Regions from separate parts of the Mus musculus genome. Here region 1 is linked to region 2. A link is a loop called in an ENCODE intact Hi-C map of the cell type or tissue named here. Cell type or tissue: heart. All regions are shown on one strand.

Region 1 (2,500 bases), 52 kb after region 2:
CATAATCCTAGTTGTAAAAAGAAACACGTGAGTCAGATGTGTTGAAGGCATTGTACAAAAAAACTGACTAGTGCTCTGGAGAACAGCTGTCATGAAAAAACAGTTAAAGATCAAGAAACTACCACAGCAGATTAAAAAAAAGAACAGTGGCTTATGGTGTCCAGGGTTGGGTGCTGATTTCTTGGGTTGGTTGGTTCATTGGGGGTACTTGCCCAAAAGCCTGTGCCGTACTGTTGAGTGTTTTAACAAGTCATTTACAGATGGGTAACCTAATTTAGAGATAAAGTACGATGTAGATACAGAGAAAGTGCCACACACTTTGTTTCTGCCCCTGAAGAATTGTCTTCCAAATGGTGGAAGGAAGACAGTTCTCACACAGCAGGTATGATAGAGCCATGAAACATCTAAACAAGATGATACAGTTTGTTCAGAAGGGAAGAATAGATATTAAATTTGGATGAGTGACTTTTCTCTCCCCTACCCGAGGAGGTAGGATCTGAGAACATTGAAGAACAGGCAACATTCCATAATGATAGTCATTGGAAGGAAAAATATGTATCATAGTAGAGCTCTCCAGCTCTTGAATCACATAGATCAGTTCTGACACTTACTAACAAGCTCATGGAAGGACTAGGGCATGGCTCAGTAATAGAGCAATTATTTTTCATGTACAAGCTTCTAGGTTAGTTAGATCTCTAGCATTAAAAGGGAAAAAGCTGACTATGAAGAGATACATGTACTATTGATGTACTGCCACCATGAAAGGCATGGGGCTTAGAAAGTAGAGAGTATTTTGGGAGAGCACTGAGTATTGTTCAGAAAGGTGAATTAGGTTATGATGGTATTTTTTGTTGGTTCATGGCCAGAGTTACACGTGACAGGAATAAAGGATCTGTATTTTAAGATTCATTTGGGAACTGGAGAGATGTCTTAGTGGTTAAGAACACTTGCTGCTCTTGGGTAGGAACTAAATTCAGTTCCCATAATCCTCATGTAGACTACCAGCTATCTGTTACTTCAGTTCCAAGGGATCCTGCTCCTCCTCCTGGCTTACTCTGGCACTGCATGTACATGGCACACACACATGCATACAGGCAAAACATTTATATACATAAAGTAAAAGTAACCAATTCTGCTGGCACCTTAGCTCAGTTGTAGAGGACTTGCCTGGTGCATACATACACACAGTTGATTCAGTGGGAGTACAAAGTGTGAAGCGGCTGTTGGAGATTCGTATAGGCTGCTGCTGCCTTCTCTCCTTGGTTCCTTACTACTGTTACCTTACAGTGGGGGTATCACATAAATTGGACCATGAGTATGGTATTATATATATCTTTTTTGTTTTGCTTTTCAAGACAGGGTTTCTCAGTGTAGCCCTGGCTGTCCTAGTACTCACTCTGTTGACCAGGCTGGCCTGGAACTCAAAAAGATCCATCTGCCTCTGCCTCTCAGTGCTGAGATTAAAGGAGTGCACCACCACGCCCAACTGATATGATATATACTTATGGGGGGGGGTCATTGATATGTTTAGATATATTGATTGAAAATCCCTTTCATATTTTATATTCATATGTATTTCTCTGTGTGTATGGATGGGTTTGGGTATGGTTTTGCTATACAGCTCATACTTGCTGCTTTTGAAGTAGACATCTTCCTATTTTAACAAGTGCTGGGGTATAACAGATGTGTGCCATGACTCCAAGCTCTCTCTTTTAAAAGAACAACTTCAGTAGATAAGAGTTAGCATTTCGTCTGACTTCCTGTTGAGAGACGTTTCATGGTGTGTATTTTTAGTTGGTTAGTGTGCTGAGCAGAGGATGTTGTTACTGAGTTATGATTGTTTTCTCGGTATGTTCTTCTTGGATGACACTAGTGTTGCATGTAAAGGTTTTGGAATTTGACAGCGAAAGAACTACAGTCACCACTTGTGACAGTACCCGTGCATGAAGGACTTCCAGGCACTGGTCACTTCACTTTTAAAGTCCATTACCCTTATTGTTAAGGTAGCTTTATATCTAAATTTATGTTTATAATACTCAAGACTTCCCATATTTTATTAAGGAAAGCTTCTAATTATAAGAGCTTAAAATTTTTACACTTATTTATTTTGTGTTGTGGGGCAATGCTTGTGACAACTGTTGTGGAAGGATTAGAGGACAACTTTTGGAGGTGTTTCCACTGTGTGGCACAGAGCATTATGTTTGGTGTCAAGTGCCTTCATCTGCAGAGTCATTTTTCTGGCTCCAATATCACAGGCTTTTTTCTTGTTTTTTTGTTTGTTTGTTGCTTTTAAAGATAATTTTGTAATTATATTTACATACAGAAAACTTAGCAGTGTATATTTAACCCAGTTTAGTGATGAGTTTTTTAGCCTTTGCCCTTTCCAGCTTGGCAATGGGAGCCACAGACTTAGGACCCAGGATATTGCCTCCTTAGTAGCGGCGGATCTCATCATCTGTCGTTGTAATTAGACCTAATAGCTTTTACTATTGTCTTCCAA
Region 2 (2,500 bases):
GGCAGAGTGATACATGCCTATGATCCCAGCACCCAGGAGGCAGAGGCAGGAGCATCTTTGTGAGTTTATGGCCAGTCTGTTCTACATAAAGAGTTCCAGGATAGCCAGGACTACATAGAGAGACCCTGTCTGAAAACAAAAACCCCAAGCTCAATACCACCAACAAAAACAAAACAAAGAAATAAAAGGCAGGCTATTGACATGAAATGATAATACAGGTTCAAAAAGGTCTTAAAGATGACTGACTTGCAGCCGGGCGTGGTGGCGCACACCTTTAATCCCAGCACTTGGGAGGCAGAGGCAGGTGGATTTCTGAGTTCGAGGCCAGCCTGGTCTACAGAGTGAGTTCCAGGTCAGCCAGGACTACACAGAGAAACCCTGTCTCGAAAAAAAAAAAAAAAAATGACTGATTTGCAACCCAAAGTTGTGGGACTGAATAATTCTGGTGTTCAGAGACTGTTTTCTTTCTTCAAGTACTGGACAAGTTCAACAACCTACCAGCCAAAGGCTTGGTGGCAGAACTGAGTACTTAATGTCACCAAATGGTTTTGGAGCTAAAAAAATATTAGCAAACCAAGGTTGGGTACTTTCTTCTTCTTTGGAAAAGAAGTTCCTATTTTCAAAGTACTTCTAGTGAAGTCTGAAGATTAGGGAAGTGAAGGTGTCCGGGAGCTGAATTTCTGTTCCCTCCATGCAAGTGGCTCACAGCCTCTGTGGGCGGGGCCTCGTGCCGCCAGCGCATTCCGCTGAGCAATAGAATATCTTTAAAGTACATATTCAGTTCCCAGAAAAGGAATTGCTCTTCAGAAAGAAAAAGATCAAAAGGAAGTTACTTGTTTTAAAAAGGTTAAAAAGTCTGGAAGAAGCGCGTGAGACGCGAGTGTCCTTAACCTTAAACCTTTATGTGACTTAGTCTGCAAAAAGCTGCAGCAACTGAATTCCCAACCTTTGAGGGTTATAAATACCAAGGCGATTTTTAATCCCTGCGCTCGGGAGGTAGAGGCATGTGAATCTCTGTGAGTTCAGAGCCACCCTGGTCTACACAGCGAGTTCCAAGGCAGCCAGGGCTACATGGTGAAACAAGATGGTGGAATAGGGATATAGCTCAAGGTGGGGTACTTGTCTAGGATGTGTGAGGTCGTAGGTTCAATTCCAATCACCACAAAAATAAAAACACTAAGGGGAAGAAAACGAACTTTGGCTTTCTTTTTCCATCTTTCCACAAGATGAGGCAGATAACTCGAAGCTCAATATCCACATTTAGAAGACTCCTTCCATCCCTACCCGTCTTAATCCGAGCACAGCCATGACTCAACTCCCGGAGGCAACAAGCCCAGGCCACAACGAACATGGACGGCCAGGCTTCTCTTCTGCCTAGTGCGCAGGTTCTACCTTGGACCCCACCTCTTTCCTTCCATTCCTCTCTTCTCCAGCAGAGGGCGCAGGCACTGAGTTTTCTTTGGGCTCCGCCCCGCCCGTCCCAGTGGGTCAGGGCGGGAGCAGTGGGCGCGGAAACTTGGTCGAGGCTTTCCGGGAGCCGCGGGGCACGCGGGTGCACGCGAGCTCGTGCGCGCGTTGGGGGTCGCCGCGGCGTGCCGTGCTTGCCCGTCTCCGGCGCGCGCCCCCGCGTTGCGCCGGCCGCGCTCGCGCCCGCGCAGGGGCGCGCCTCAGGGCGGGCGCCTCCCTCTCACTCCCTGGGCTGCGAGCGCCGGCGGTGGTTGCCGGAGAGGCCCCTCCTTCTCGCCCGGCTCCATTCCCTCGCTCGCGGCCGAGCGGGCTCCCGACCCTCCGCTGGCCATGGCCGGCAACGTGAAGAAGAGCTCGGGCGCCGGCGGCGGCGGCTCTGGGGGCTCGGGAGCGGGCGGCCTGATCGGGCTCATGAAGGACGCCTTCCAGCCGCACCACCACCACCACCACCTCAGCCCGCACCCTCCCTGCACGGTGGACAAGAAGATGGTGGAGAAGTGCTGGAAGCTCATGGACAAGGTGAGCGGCCTGCGGGCGCGCGCGGCGCCGGGTGGGCGTGGGCGGTGGGGCGCCAGGGAGGGCTGCCGTTGGCAGTTGGGAACGTTGAGGTGTGGGGGAGCCAGACAAAGATGGGGTGGGGGCTGGGGGAGGGCTGGTCACCGCGCCACCCGGGCGGAAGTGCGATGGGGGTGCGGAGCTTGGGGATGTGGGTCGTCGAGTGAGCCCCGGGAGGTGGGCCTGGGGTGCTGGGGGTGGGATGTGTGTTGGATCTGCCGGCTACGGCTCCGGGTTTGGAAGAGGAGTCGCCCTGGGTGAGGGACTTGGGTTCAGGAGGCGGCCCGGCTGACTGCGGTCAGGGTGAGCTTATAGTTTTTTCTCATTAAGATGTAGCACACAGATCAAAGAAAAAGAGGTGGGTTTAAATGGGGGCAGGGAAGGAAGGAACTTCCCTTCTCCGCTAAGGATGGCTTAAGTTTTTGTCTTGCAAAGTGTTGGATGTAATCCATCGCTGCTGCTGAGATAGGCACTGGTT

Evidence for each region. Peaks named below come from ENCODE experiments on the same cell type or tissue, not always from the same donor. Only the 100,000 strongest peaks of a DNase experiment are listed, where the experiment ranks them.
Region 1: a loop joins it to region 2, with 4 times the contacts of the local background. A loop is called at or near these places in 19 of 42 quality-filtered maps.

What each region holds. Positions count from the first base shown.
Region 1 is chr9:44,181,007-44,183,506 of GRCm38, reverse strand. The region is part of intron 2 of Cbl (Casitas B-lineage lymphoma); the gene reads left to right. Among named protein-coding and RNA genes, the nearest start is that of Mcam, 48 kb to the right of the region's middle. In heart, a CTCF peak has its summit at 1,055; a DNase peak (open chromatin) is centred at 1,056; H3K27ac peaks cover 660 bases.
Region 2 is chr9:44,233,186-44,235,685 of GRCm38, reverse strand. It overlaps Cbl (Casitas B-lineage lymphoma), which reads left to right and starts at 1,640. Exons shown (of 16, transcript NM_007619.2): 1 at 1,640-1,986. The coding sequence starts at 1,798. In heart, a CTCF peak has its summit at 1,426 (motif pointing right); DNase peaks (open chromatin) are centred at 735 and 1,495; H3K4me3 peaks cover 1,918 bases; H3K27ac peaks cover 2,064 bases.